Linked DNA regions of Homo sapiens: regions 2, 3, 4 and 5 are each linked to region 1. Evidence: chromatin contacts called from ENCODE Hi-C or POLR2A ChIA-PET data. All regions are on one chromosome and are shown on one strand. Each heading gives the region's core, a stretch centred on a gene start or an enhancer-like site at or near the end of the contact. The rest is flanking DNA. Distances are from core to core; before and after follow the strand shown. Region 1 holds the start of EAPP (E2F associated phosphoprotein). Region 2 holds the start of FBXO33 (F-box protein 33). Region 3 holds the start of SCFD1 (sec1 family domain containing 1). Region 4 holds the start of HEATR5A-DT (HEATR5A divergent transcript). Region 5 holds the start of DTD2 (D-aminoacyl-tRNA deacylase 2).

Evidence for each region. A loop is a pair of places that touch in the nucleus more often than their neighbours do. ChIA-PET counts read pairs that join two places held with the same protein, here RNA polymerase II (POLR2A). Pooled maps may share reads with other maps.
Region 2: a loop to region 1 is called in a map of naive thymus-derived CD4-positive, alpha-beta T cell, with 19 times the contacts of the local background. The contact joins the promoter of FBXO33 here to the promoter of EAPP in region 1. A Hi-C loop is called at or near these places in 1 of 168 maps with a recorded cell type or tissue (naive thymus-derived CD4-positive, alpha-beta T cell) and 9 of 50 pooled maps. POLR2A ChIA-PET finds 5 or more read pairs at or near these places in 3 of 52 experiments (GM10248, HepG2 and activated CD4-positive, alpha-beta T cell).
Region 3: a pooled map shows a loop between it and region 1 (7-fold over the local background). The contact joins the promoter of SCFD1 here to the promoter of EAPP in region 1. A Hi-C loop is called at or near these places in 7 of 50 pooled maps.
Region 4: a pooled map shows a loop between it and region 1 (4-fold over the local background). The contact joins the promoter of HEATR5A-DT here to the promoter of EAPP in region 1. A Hi-C loop is called at or near these places in 6 of 50 pooled maps.
Region 5: a loop to region 1 is called in a pooled map, with 4 times the contacts of the local background. The contact joins the promoter of DTD2 here to the promoter of EAPP in region 1. A Hi-C loop is called at or near these places in 7 of 50 pooled maps.

The regions. Positions count from the first base shown.
Region 1 is chr14:34,538,309-34,541,053 of GRCh38, forward strand. EAPP (E2F associated phosphoprotein) reads right to left here and starts at 1,393. Exons shown (of 6, transcript NM_018453.4): 1 at 1,247-1,393. The coding sequence starts at 1,320. LOC105370447 (a long non-coding RNA gene) reads left to right here and starts at 1,441. Exons shown (of 2, transcript XR_943739.1): 1 at 1,441-1,476; 2 at 1,878-2,745. RefSeq lists enhancers at 596-1,520, 1,171-1,330 and a silencer at 1,471-1,570.
Region 2 is chr14:39,431,018-39,433,762 of GRCh38, forward strand. It overlaps FBXO33 (F-box protein 33), which reads right to left and starts at 1,416. Exons shown (of 4, transcript NM_203301.4): 1 at 547-1,416. The coding sequence starts at 1,145. LOC105370461 (a long non-coding RNA gene) reads left to right here and starts at 1,422. Exons shown (of 8, transcript XR_007064121.1): 1 at 1,422-1,502. RefSeq lists silencers at 405-534, 975-1,104, 1,845-2,014 and an enhancer at 1,205-1,454.
Region 3 is chr14:30,620,939-30,623,683 of GRCh38, forward strand. It overlaps SCFD1 (sec1 family domain containing 1), which reads left to right and starts at 1,381. Exons shown (of 25, transcript NM_016106.4): 1 at 1,381-1,461. The coding sequence starts at 1,401. RefSeq lists enhancers at 715-1,914, 984-1,663.
Region 4 is chr14:31,419,377-31,422,121 of GRCh38, forward strand. It overlaps HEATR5A-DT (HEATR5A divergent transcript), which reads left to right and starts at 1,382. Exons shown (of 4, transcript NR_110045.1): 1 at 1,382-1,601; 2 at 2,468-2,592. HEATR5A (HEAT repeat containing 5A) reads right to left here and starts at 1,174. Exons shown (of 36, transcript NM_015473.4): 1 at 1,096-1,174. RefSeq lists a silencer at 635-754 and enhancers at 865-914, 1,345-1,494.
Region 5 is chr14:31,456,181-31,458,925 of GRCh38, forward strand. DTD2 (D-aminoacyl-tRNA deacylase 2) reads right to left here and starts at 1,326. Exons shown (of 3, transcript NM_080664.3): 1 at 1,103-1,326. The coding sequence starts at 1,213. RefSeq lists enhancers at 345-930, 931-1,516, 961-1,170, 1,311-1,490.

The DNA of each region.
Region 1 (2,745 bases), core at 143-2,642:
GTGGAGGCTACAGTGAGCCAAGATTGCACCAGTGCACTCCAGCCTGGCTGACAGAGTGAGACTCTGTCTCAAAATAAATAAATAAATAAATAAATAATTGAGACATACATATATACATACCTCCTTTCACAGACAGGACCCATTAACTGAAACTCTTTTTCACAGGGAATCCTGGTATCTATCCTCACTCCCAACAAAAGAAATCTTAACAGCAGTCTGATTTCCCATGCATCCAATGTCTCCCCATGACAATATGAGGAAACATTGTTCTTTTGATTTTTTTTTTTTTTAAGAAATGAGGTCTCACTATGTTGCCCAGGCTGTTCCTTTACTACCAGGCTTAAGAGATTCTCTCGCCTCAGACTCCCAAAGTCCTGGGATTACAGGCATGGGCCACCACACCCAGCCAAAGTTGTTAATGAAAGCATGGCTTTACAGAAAGCTTCTTTAGGCAGAATGAATGTTTTAAAGTTTAAGAATAGGATCTGCTGACAGCTTAAGAAATAACTAAATTTGTGTGGAAATATCTCGGCAAAACAGCTTCAAGTTTCCCTGGTAGAATAAAGCCCACCCTTCTGGAAATCCCACGAACCTTCTTCTGTGCCTATCTCAGGTCAATATTCTCTACAATGCTCTGCCAAGAAATATATACTTTATCTTATTACCCTTATTATACTATAAGCCTCTGGAAGACAAGGACCTTATGATTTATCTCTGTAGCTCAGAGCGAGCATACAACAGTCCCTGTCAAAAAATAAAAATAAAAAAGGCTGTTCAATATTCCCTTATTTCTGTTTATGGCAGTTTAGTCTTCAAGATGGACACTTCACATTAAGTCCTGTGAGCCTCACAACAAACATAGTGTGTTATACTATGTTATATAGGTTATACAATTATGTTATTATAGTTCAATTTTACAGGTGAGTAATCGAGGATAACTGACTTGCCTTCCGTCACTCTGCTACTAAGGTGTAGAGACAGGTTTCGATCTCATTGCTTTTGAAGATTTACACGCGGTCCCCCGTGATTCCGGAATATCCCTCTTCCTACAGGCGACATCGGCACCGCCTCCCCCCGGGACTGCGCGACCCCATCAGGAAAGCCCTTTGGCTTCGCACAAGTAACAGGCACGACAGGCTCCCGAGCCGCTAGGGTCTGCGTAGGCTCGGCAGGCGCAACGAATGGAGGCGACCAAAGCCAGGCCTCGACCCAAATCCTCGGGGGCCAGGGTGGGGCGGGAGCCCACCTGCTCAAAGCCGGCTCCTCGTCGCTAGGCTCTTCAACCGCGTAGGGGTCGTAGTCATCCGGAAGCCGGTTCATGGTGGCCTGCAGCGGCCTACACCGTCCACAAGCAATTTGCAGCGTCTCTGTTTACACTGCAAGTCCAGTCCCTAAAGCGCCCCTGACGCCACTTCCGCCTGAACGTCCCAGTCCCCCTTGCGCGCCCGCGCAGACCGACAGCACCGAGGGAGGCAGGTAGAAGGCGGGGAAGGGGCGGAGCAGGAGCGAAAAGGGGCGGGGACGGGACGGGGGCGGGTCTTAATCCCACCATTTTTGTTTTGTTTTGTTTTTTGGAGACGGAGTTTCGCTCTTGTTGCCCAGGCTGGAGTGCAATGGCGCGATCTCGGCTCACCGCAACCTCCGCCTCCCAGGTTCAAGCAATTCTCCTACCGCAGCCTCCCGAGTAGCTGGGATTACAGGCATACACCACCACGCCCGGCTAATTTTGTATTTTTAGTAGAGACGGGGGTTTCTCCATGTTGAGGCTGGTCTCGAACTCCGGACCTCAGGTGATCCGCCCACCTCGACCTTCCAAAATGCTGGGATTACAGGCGTGAGCCACCGCTCCCGGCCAATCCCACCATTTTCTTCCGCAGCTTCTGCTTACAGGAAAATAGCAGCTACCTTGTCACCAAAAATAATAATGATGGGCACCCTCATAAGTGACAGTCTCTGAGGTGAACATGCTACATGCAGCGTCTCATCACCTACGAAGCAGGAATCTAGACGCTGAGGGACACACAGCCCGAAATCCAATAAGTCCTCAGACACCAGCACCCACATCCCTCCAACCTCGCCTCTAACCCTTATGCCTTCCACACCATGAGGCTCTCAACCTCTCCTTCACACTGTTCACTCCTCAGTCTGACTGCGGCCTCAACAATCTACGAAAAGTTATCTTTTCTCGTCATCTTCCCAGTCCCCACTTTTGCTCAGCCCTCAACTGATCCCACTCGATACCTGAGGAGAACAGGCAGATGACAGCCACTTGAGCTCCATCGGGAGACTGTTTCTAACCCTGTTTCTGAACCAGGAACTCGGGTTCCTGCCTCCTACCGAGACACTGTGGCACTCTCTAAAATGTGGAGTAGCTGTAATAAATCTACTCCTGTATTATGCTTTACAGTGCAGGTCTTAGTTTTTCTTTTTTCTCATTTCTTTTGAAATGGCATCTCGAACAAAGTCCACCAATCCCTTTACAAAAGAATGAACTGCTCCTCTGTGTGTACTTCATAGAAGGTGGAATCGGACAGAAGCAGGTTAGTGACAGTTATTCCTGAAATACAGGAGCAGAGTACAGTCTGTTGTGGTTTCCCGGATTCCGCGCCTAGCTCAGCCAATTAAGCATGAGACATAGGCCATTGAGCCACTTAGTAGTTATGCGAGTGGATAGATTGGTATGTAGAGGGAAAGAGGTCTGCTGTAAAGAACAACACTTGTTTGTCTGTGGGGAAAGAAAAGCAG
Region 2 (2,745 bases), core at 166-2,665, 4.9 Mb after region 1:
CTTTAACAAACACTCCTCCTCCTCTTCGGGCCTTGTTCAGTTAGCCGAAACTATTTCTGGTAAGAAAATGGCTGTTACAAAATTTCTTTTAGGCAGCGTCCTATGAGTACCTACTCCTTCCCTCACCATGAACTATTTCTAACAGATTCAGAGTCAGAAAATCGTGTTATGTGTATGTTTTGTTTCTTCCAAGGCTCACCCACAGGCCTCACCCTCCCAGTCTTAACGCTCCCATATATAAAATGAAAAGTGACAGCGCCTGTCAGCTCCATCCCACGGCCACCAAGAGGATGAATGAGTGCCTGGAAGGCGCCAGAAGTGGTGTCTGTTAAACACCCCGTCCACCACTGTTTATAAAGTATCGTGATGAGTCCCGTTATGCCTTTCCGCTCAAGGAAACCGCCTAGTTAGAACCAACACTCTCCGTCACTGAGGAAGGCAACACTGAAGTTGGCCGGGCACGTATTATGCACAGAATCTGTGTCGGGGTGCGGGGACGGAGCGACCCCCCGTTACCGGGCGGGGCGGGGCTCAGGGCAAGCCTACCTGTTGTTCCGGATGCTGACCAGCACGCAAAGCACCAGCTCCAAGTAGGTGCGCAGCACTTCCAGCCAACGAGCTGAGAGCTGCAGGGCCTCGACTTCCTCCCCTCCAGTCCCGGTGTCCGCGCCACCTCCGTCCCCTGGGCCACCGCCGCTCAGATAGTTCTCGGCGGCGAATTCAACACGCAGCTCTCGCACGAACCAGCCGCACTTGCGCATGAGGAATTCCAGCCGAGGCTGCTCCGCGGGCGAGACGCGGAGGCAGATGCGGAGCTGGGGCCACAGGGCCGGATAGAAGAGGCACTCACGCCAGTGCGAGCAGGAGGCCGAGGCCCGCAGCCGGTCGGGCGCCGGCAGAAAAGAGAAGATGTGCACGATCAGCTCGCTGGGCAGCGACGCAGCGCCCGCCGCCTGCCCGCACAGAGCCATCCGGCCCCGCCGCCGGCTGCCGGCTCCCGGCCGCCCCCGCAGTACCCGGAGCAGCCCCCGCAGCCGTCGCAGCTGCTGCAGCCGCAGCCGCCGCCACCGCGCCACCCGGGCGGCCCCGGCTCGGGTTCGAGCTCCCGGCGGTCGGGGCTGCGGCACTGACAAGAACAACAACATCAATGACTAGGAAGAAGGGGGCGGAACCGTCGTGGGTCTCGGCGGAACCAAGTAGAACACAAGTTGTGGAGAGGGGGAAAGGCCTCTGCGGGCGTGGCCTGCCGGGAGCCAGCCTCTGTCTTCTCAAACTCTACTCACGTGCGTCCGAGGCCGGCACACTGAGTAACTGCACTGCCCTCGCTCGTAAACTTCAGCGGCCCGGAAGCCTCAAGGCGTACTGTAAGGAAAAGGCAGCCCTCCCTGCGCCGGTCGGCAGAGACAGAGAAGTGGTAGGAGCTGAGTTTGACGTCGCCGCTGGTGGGAGGAGTCCGGCGCGCACCGGCGCGACTTCCGGAAGAGGGGAGCGCCCGATTGCCTGTAGGGACGGGAGGCGCGGCACGTGATCTCTGACGCACGCAGGCCGCGGGGCGGGGCGGGGCTGGGCGGGGCGGGGCGGGGCGGGGCTGGGCGGGACTGGAACCGGCACTTGGCACCCCTTACGCCTTACGGTGGCCGCTGCGCCCAGTCACATCTGTAAGTCGGTTAATTTTGGCGCTCGGTCGATGGAGGTGGCGGTACTCTGGTTTAGTGCGAAAGGTCGTCACGCTTCTTTGTAAAACGTTTCTCAGTTTGGGCTGAGGACCCTGAGCCAAAGTGGCGGCATGCAGGGTCTTTCTCAGCCATCCCACCTGCCCAGAGTAGGGTTAAGAATTCCTGAGATTGCGCCGCTGAGAGGGAGCTGGCGGACGGGCGGGCTAACCCCGGCGGGCTGTGCCGGGAGGGGCGGTGTGGGGCGTGGCGGAGGCCGCGAATGGACCTGCCCCCTCGGTCCAACCACGCAGGTGGACTTCCGCGCACTCGCTGGTGTGTGGGGAAGCAGTGAGGACAGCGTCACCCTTTGGATTCAGAGGGAGAGAAAAAAATTGGCAAAGGGATCTGAGATCCGCAGGTTGTGACCAGCCTCTTCTCCAGGGCTTGAGGAAGGGTCTCTTTTCCCTGTGCTGAGATTTAAGGCTCTCGTTGAAAAGTTCACAGTAATGACAGAGCTTTGATTTTTTTTCTTTCTTCTTCTTCTTTTTTTGCCTGGTATCCCTAACTTAGATTTTCCAAACCATGTCCCTAACTTCACCACAGCCTACTGCAAAGTAAACTCTGGTTGCAAAGAGTGGTGAAGTCAGAAAAGATTAAGTGACTTTATGTAATAATCGAGGGTTGCTTTAGGGAGGCTGCCTCTTTATGTAATAATTGAGAGTTGCTTTAGGGAGGCTGTGATGTTGGAATAGCATCGTTCTTTTGTGGTAAACACCAAGACTTTTTGGACTTTTTTTTTTTTTTTTGGTTTTAAGGAGCGGAGAATTTAATAGGCAAGAAAGAAGGAAGAAGGCTGAAGGAAGAAGCTCCCCACTACAGAGACAGACGGAGGGGGCTCCCAAGACGAAAGAGGAGACCCCCATTCTAGATGTTCTTAACCCTTTGAGGGCAAAGCTCTCCGTTTAATGCCTTGCACATATCAGGTTGCCAACAACATGGTGTGGTTTATCAATTGTGATAGGTTACTTATTCGAGCCCCTGTTTACAAGAGTTTTAGGTAATTATACCTTATTAATTTTAATGAACTCTT
Region 3 (2,745 bases), core at 131-2,630, 3.9 Mb before region 1:
TAATAAGATAACCTGTTTTAAATGTCACAAAAATAAATTTTTATTAATGAAAAAAGCCAGTGTTTCACACTATAAAACAATATATAATCGTTAGGCTAACCATTTCATTTATATAATTGTGAAAGTTAAGCTTTTGAGGTACAGAGTGATTTCATTTCAGAATTTGGTGCAACTTCATAATGAAGCGTCATCAATGAACTCGGGAAATGAGGTGTCATTGTGTATCCATTTTGGTCATACAGTAAAATCTATGGATTAAGTTAGAAATCATCTATCCCATATATTTTGCGGTCACGTGGCTTCAAGTGTACATTAAACCGCCAGCACAAGACCAGCCTGGCCAACATGGTGAATCCCCGTCTCTACAAAAAAAAAAAAAAAAAATTTAGCCGGGCGTGGTGACCCCTGCCTATAGTCCCAACTAGTGGGCAGTCTGAGGTGGAAGGATAGTTTGGGAGGATCGCTTGAGTCCGGGAGGTCGAGACTACAGTGAGCCGAGATTCTGCCACTGCACTCCAGCCTGAGCGACAGACAGTGAGATACTATCTCAAAAACAAAACAACAACAAAAACCAGCACATCAGCCTGGCCTGATGGTGTGCCCCTGTAGTCCCTAGCTACTTGGGAGACTGAAGCAGGAGGATCGTTTGACCGTCAGAATTTGAGGCTGCAGTGATCCCTGATTGCGCGCTCCAGCCTAGGCAACACACCCCACTACTGCTTGACTTCCTTCCCACGGCAAGGTGATTTTGCAATTACTACAAGGAAAGAGGAGAAATGCTAATTTCTCATTTTGTACCTCCCTGGATCCCGTGTCCATGCCGGCAGAACGCCACCATAAAGCTACACCTTTTTTTTTAAAGAGATGCGACTGAGAAATATGCCAGATCAGAGTAATGCTCCAATGCTTTCCGTTTCTCTGGAGAAAGGAGCAAAGGGAAGACTCCTGCTGCACTGAGAAACGAGAGCTAACGTTAAAATGTTGCCTGTGTTTCAGGAGCTTCATTTACTTCAGTCCTGTGGTCCTTATACTCCTAGAGCATTATCACCCTTTAAGTGCTCTGTAAGTCACCAAACCAACAGTTCAGTAATTAGGTTCTTAGCACTACACGCTCCTACCCTAACAGCTCAATTTAATGTTGCTACCATTTGAGAGAGTGTGGCTTGATTCGGTAGGATAAAAACTCTTAGTATTCGCCTAACATTACGGGCCACTGAATTAACCTGCACCGGGTCTCCCAGTTCTACCGAGAGTGGAGGTCTTCCTGGAGGAGGTGGGGTCCGGAACTCAGGCACACCCTTTGGCCCCGCCCTTCCGGGCTTTGCTTCCGGGGCGGTAAGGGCAGCCACGTCATCCCCCCGCTCCGCTCCCCAGCCGGGCAGTGGCTCGTGGGAGCCAAGATGGCGGCGGCGGCGGCAGCGACAGCAGCAGCAGCAGCCAGTATTCGGGAAAGGCAGACAGGTACTGACTTATTCTCTTCTCCTTGAAGCTTCGTGACTGCCCCGACGACATCCTTCTCCTCTGGTGCGTGCAGCTCAGAGACCGATCTCCAGGAGTTTAATCCAGTCCCTAGAACATCAAGAGCCCCTCCCCTTTGAGTTTTTGGGGAGAAGTTGCCATTAGCTTGAGGACTCGGTTCCTCCTGTGGTGCAGGAGAAGGAGCTTCAGCGGTGGGCGGATTGCTACGGCCCTGCTCTTGTCTCCTTCCTAGTGGGCATCAGAAGGCCATCACAACAAGATCTAGCAGCTGATAGCTTCTTATCTATGTTGCCACCTATGAGGTCTCCGAGTTTCTGTGCGTGGTTCAGTTCTCCTGGTTTTGATTTTTAAGAGAACTCCCATTTTCTGACACTCAGAGAATTTAGGTATTTTCACAGCGGCTTGCTTTGCGCCACTTCTCTACTTCGGACCAGTCTTTTGGGGGTACCTGCAGAAAAATGCCTGGTGATAAACATTTTCTCCTTCAGCTTGCTGGAAGGCATTGAAGAATGGCAAAACAAATGAATTAATAGCTTTCTCATTTTAATTGTTTGACACATTGTTTTAAAATAATATTTTATCTTCAATAGAGCATGTTTATATAGCTTCTATTTATGCAGAGAAATGTAAAAAGGCACATATTCTTCTCTTGAGTTTTGGGTTTTTTTCCGTCTTAGAAATTAGTTTTGCCTTACTTGAAAACTTCTCATGACAACTTGGTTTATACCTGTTAGCTACAAACTAAAGGTTTATACTTGTTAACTAGTTGTCTTAAAAGTTTTCAAGCAATTTATTCTGAGGAGCTAATAGAAATAAGGCATCAAGAATGTGCATACTTGGAATTCTGTTTCCTGAAATTATGCTCTGTTGGATATAAATATGAATAGGAAAATAAATTTATAATTCATATGACCTACAGAAGGGATTTGGGCTGTACTTGATTCCTTCCTTTGGCATTTAAAGAAAAAGTGATAGACTTCAATTTAGTAATGACACACAAAAGATACTGAGTTGCGTTCTGCTTTTCCCAGTAAATAATTTAGTATAACCTATCAGGTGAAGTCAGGCATAACTAAATATAGGGAAGTTCAAATAAGATTTGGGGCATACCTGCCATTCGTTGTATATGTTTAAACAAATGGAAGCTCCATTTGTTTTAATACTGTGTTTCTGATGACTATACTACATATTAAAATAACGTGTCAGTAAAACTGTACCAATACAAGAGAGCTTTTTGAAAAATAAATTTGCGTGGCCGTAAACTTG
Region 4 (2,745 bases), core at 132-2,631, 3.1 Mb before region 1:
GTTTGGAAAATTAAACAAAATTCTCCTCTCCCCATCCAACTAATGCTCAATTCTAACCACACTTCTGCTTTCCCTACAGCTTAAGTAATTTCACTGGGAGTATTTTCTCTGGAAGTTCTTAAGTGTACTTGTGGGCCCCTTTTTTTCCTCCTTAAACTTCTAATATCTTTCAGGCTGTAAATTCCTTAAGGGCGCCTAGCCCCAAAAAAGTGCTGCATATTTGTTCAATAAATGAATGCACATAAAAACAATGGATAACTATGACCTTTAATGTAGGAGCTCAAGCCATTTTATTATTATCTGACTTGACAGTCAAGAAAATTATCCCAACTTGCCAGAGGTATCCATTACTGTGATAAATAAACACTATAAAACGCTTTATAAAGTTTCTAAAGACTTTATAATCACTTGAAATAACGCCGCGTTGGCCGAGAGTAGGGTGAAAGAAAATGTTTCCTCACACTAAGCAAATGCCACCAAAGGAAAAGCTTTCTTTCCTGGAGAGAACTGCAACAGTTAGAAAGCAAATATCCACACTCTCCACTGCTCCCTTCTGGGAACTCTCTTTGAGGGTTCCTGCAGAAAACGAACGGGCCTCTGAGGAAGCTCGCCCGAAGGCCGGGCCGGGGCCCGGCTCCTGGCTGACCACTGGCGCAGCGGACGCCGCAGGGCGGGTCCCGGGAGCGGCGAGTTGGCGAGGCGGGCTCCGACTTGCTGACCTTCCCCACACGCCCGGCAACCCCGGCTCCCGCTGGCGGGCAGAGTCCACGCCTACCTGTTGTGCACAGGTGAAGCCAGACTTTCCCGTAGTCCAGGAGGAAGAACGGACCACGCTGTTTATCAGCCGACCCTGTGCCCCAGTCAGCCCCTTCTCGGCGGACTCCAGCCCTTAGGGTCAAGACACCTAGCCCCTCGACCGGTTCTCCCACCGGCTTCTTTCGCGATCACATTGCTGCCGCGACCACCCTCGGGATCCCCGAGCGCTCAACTCATACAGCGGCCCTGGTGCGTTCTCCTTCCCAGCCAACAGGCAGCCCAGACACAGCCCCCTCGCGCCCGGAGGTGTCCCCGCTCCCTGGATCCCCGACTGCCTGCCTTTGGGGGTCCTCCTCAGCTGAGCGTGCGTCCCGGTCCAGCAACGTTACCGGCTGCTCTGCTAACCCTAGCAGAGTCTGGAATTGCCGGCGGCGGCGACAGCGAGGCATTGAGGTGGGCGGGGCGCGCGTGGGGCGTGGCCGGAAAGCTCTCAGCGGCGAGCACCGCGGGAGCTAGCGATTGGGAGCGCGCCCTGCGCCGGGCCGCTGGTCCAAGGCCCCGCCAGCTGGCCGCCGAGCCATCGAGCGCCCACTCTGGCAGGCGTGACTGCTTCACCGTCGAAAGAGCGATGGAGACTGCGGCCCAAGTTAGGATTAGGACAGCGGTTTTTCAGTCCGGAGATTCCGGCCACAACTATTTTTGTCTGTTTTTATCGTAAGCCAGAGTCTTTGGGTGCAGCTCTGGGACACCTAAAGGGCCTGGAGAAATTCAGGCGGGGCCAGTGCTGTGGGGGTAGATGTTAGACGTGGAAGGGACCCTAGAGAGCCTTGACTGTGAGGACTGAGGTAAAGTGACTTGCTCAAGGTCACATACTAAGTCAATGGCAGAACTGAGACTAATAGCCTCTTACCTTGAGTCATGTGCGTTTTCCCACTACACTCAGCGTTTTAAATGTCATTTTTCAAGTTTCATTTTGAATCTATCTCCAGCTTACAAAAAGGTTGCAAGTATAGTACAAAGAACTTTTTTTCCCTGAATTGAGATTTAAATTGCTGACACCATGCCACATTGTCCCTAAGCACCTTCTACATAATCACAATATAACCATCAAAATCAAAACATTTACATAACTCGGCGTTTTACCAATTGTCCCAATAATATTGTTTATGGTAAAAGATTCCGTTCAGAATCAGGCATTGTATTTACTTATCATGTATCTTTCCTACTCTTCAAACTGGAACTCTCAGTCTTGCCTTGCCTTTCATATTCTTGACGCTGTTAAAGATTCCTGGCCAGTTATTTTTGTAGAATGGCCTTCATTTTGGGTCTGTCTGATATTTACTCATGATTACATTTAGCTAGGTATGACAGGACTCTAGAAGTGTTGCTGCTTTCTTCTCATGGCACCCTATCAGGTGGCACGATTTTAACTTCTCTCATTACAGATGTTTACTTTAATAAGGTGATGTCTGTTAGGCTTGTCCAGTGTGGTTACTTTTTTCCCCCCTTTGTAAATTAATAAGTATTTTGTGAGGGAGACTCTGAAACTCTCCTTTCAAGATATTTGTAAATATCTTGTTTCTCATCAAATCTTCAGTTAATGTATTTATATTAATTAGTATGGATCCAGAGGTTTCTATTTTGTTAAATGACTTATAATCCGTTTCTTTCTCTCTTTTCTCTCTCTCTTTTTTTTTTTTTTTTTCTTGAGACAGGGCCTCCTTTGTTGCCCAGGCCGGAGTGCAGTGGCTATTCACAGGTCGATAATGCAATCATGGTGCACACTACAGCCTTGAACTTCTGGGCTCATGTGATCCTTCTGCCTCAGCCTCCCAGGTAAGTAGCTGAGACTGCAGGCATGCACACCACCACACCAGCCAATATTCTGTCTCTATCATTATTTATTTTGATGCTCAATTATCCCAAGTTTGGTGGGTAGGGGCCCCATTCATTCTATCTTCTGTGATATGTGTGTGTGTGTGTGTGTGT
Region 5 (2,745 bases), core at 76-2,575, 3.1 Mb before region 1:
TCAGGAGTTCCAGACAAGCCTGGCCAAAATGGCGAAACCCCGTCTCTGCTAAAAATACAAGTTAGCGTGGTAGCTTGCGCCTGTTGTCCCAGCTACTCGGGAGGCTGAGGAAGGAAAATTGCTTGAACCCGGGAGGCGGAGGTTGCAGTGAGCCGAGATCGTGCCACTGCACTCCAGCCTGGGCGACAGATCGAGAATTCATCTCAAAAAATAAAATAAAATATAAATAAATAAAATATAAAAAATAAAATAAATGTAAAATAATAACTAAAATTGTTTTAAGTAATGCTAGATCTGGGACCGAATTCAGCAGAAAAGGCGAGCGAATGAGATTTTGCTACACTGAAGTTTCTGAGTATCTACAAAAGTCTTAATTATGAACTAATTTTTTTCTTACATTTCAACGTACTCCAAAAATACGTCAGAGGCCTTAAAGAAAATTTTATTTGTTTTTGTATGCAGTGGGGGCAGGCGGTCTTAAAAAGTAAAGTATGTATGAAAGTAGAAGGAACTCATAGTGACATAAATGTTTTAAATTCTTTGGAGAAATGTGTTTGATAAGGCAACATTGTTATAAAAGTAGAGGTCTTTGTTTCTCAGTTGGAAATTGGTCAAAACTTTTAAAAGGCTTCTTGAAATAGAATTGTTTCTTAGGAAATCTCATTTCTATGCTAAGACCAAGTCAACATAGGGGGGAATTCGACGCGATCTGAGGCGTAAGTCAAAGCAGATCATGAACTCTTGCAGCAAACCTGACCTACAAGCTTGCCCCCGACCAGCATAGACCACGAGCTGCAAGGGGTCTGAGACAGTAAGGCCTGAAGTTCACCGAACTCAGTTTCAAATACCTGTGGTCCCCCCAAGAAGGGAGACACGCTCTTCCTCTCGGGTGCTACAACTGGCGCTGGGGAACGGTGATGCTGGACCGAAAAGACAAGCGCAGCCAGGCAGGCCACCGCGGCCAGCTTCAAGCTGACCCGGTATCCCCGCGGCCGGACCGCCGGTCTCAGAGGGAGACACAGAGCGGACGAGTCACCGAGACAACGCGGAAAAAACCGCCCCGCACGCCGGAGGATAACGAGAGCTGCCGGGCTGACGTTACCTCCACCCACTGGGCCGCGACGTCCCCATCGGCTGGGCGAATTTGCAGCCGGGCGTGCAGGCACTGCTGTAGGAGCGCCCGGGCCTGAGGAATCCGGCTACCCTCAGCCATGGCTTAAGCCAGCGCCGCGGCCGGACAGTTACTAGGCCATGTGTCGCTGGCCCCTCCCTCGACGCGCTGGCGGGGCAGACGAGGCGGGGCACGACGAAGGGCCTGCGCCGATTGCCCAGTGGCCCCGCCCTTAGGAGGGCGGGGCCTCGGACTGACTCTCGAATGTCCCGGATGTGCGGTCTTGGAGGCCGGCGTAGCGCTAAGCTTCTCGGCAGCACCTGCCCAACTCTGTAGAAGGCGCTCAGTGTATACTTTTATTAAACGATTGAAAAGACTCGTTAAATCTCTTTCCTACAAACCTTTTAAGAAACATTTTTCACCTCAGAAAGCTTAGGTTCCAACTGTTGAAAAATTTTAAATCTGCTTGATTTAAATTCATGTTATGCCCATATGAAAGTAAGTAAACAAATAATCGAATCATAAAGCAAGCGGAGATGGAACTAAAAGCTATATATACATCCTTCAAAATTTTCCTTATTCCAATCAATAAAAACAATGCTGCCTCCTCTATCGGGAATGCCATAAATTATTCTGATTCCACAGTTGTGAAAAGGTATTGGTATGCTATACGAATACACATTCTTTAGAAGATATCCTTGTTAAAAATGTTCTTATCCAAGAAAGTATGATTGTTAATAACTTAGCCCGCTACTAATACAAAAATAAAACAGCTTATTCTGATGCATATGACGTAAATTCTGTGATGCATTTTCTGGAAGTACATATTAGAATGTAAATAAAACTAAACAAGGGCTTGATTTTCTTTCCCATGTAACGTATTCCTTAAACATGCATCAGATTAGCATTTATTTGTCTATGGGCTTGGATGGTTTAGATGAGGAATAATAGTGTTACCCTGATTGCATTACCCAGGTCATTGATTTGGGCTCAGTTGACACAATGTGCCTATACATTCGGATCTGTTGTTTAAAAAGATGACATCACTGACAGTGTTGCTATCCATACAAAGTAGTGTGACTGAAGAAAATAGTCCATGCATAATCAACAGTCCTTTGTACACAAAATCGAAGCTGCTTGTTTGCTGGTTATCTTGCAGCCAGGTTTACACTTTTAGTAAAAACAGAAAGCAAAATCTCACATGATCTCTGATTGTTGCATTGCAGGGATTCCAACAGTTGTTGACATTTGTCTGCAAAGCACAGACAAGTTGAATTGCTTCATGTCTGCACCTTTATGTCATTATAACTACTGAGTCTCTTTTCTCTCCGGCTCTCAGATTCAGATTTTACAGGCCTGAAAGAAACTTTGACATACAAACCATTAGCTATGTCCCAGAATAAGAAAAGACTTTGGTGTCCATTTGTATGTGGCTGCAGGAAATAGGGAGGTCTATAGAGAATAGGTTATGTGGTTCGCAGAGATCTTTCTACAGAGAGGGTTTCTTTAACAAATTGGGAAACCCTTCCTGTGAGTAGAATAGATGGAGTATGGATGGTAATGGTTAGCTTCTCAAAAATCACTAATTACTTTAAACCCTCCTATTGAGTGAGGATCTCGTGGACATTGCTGTA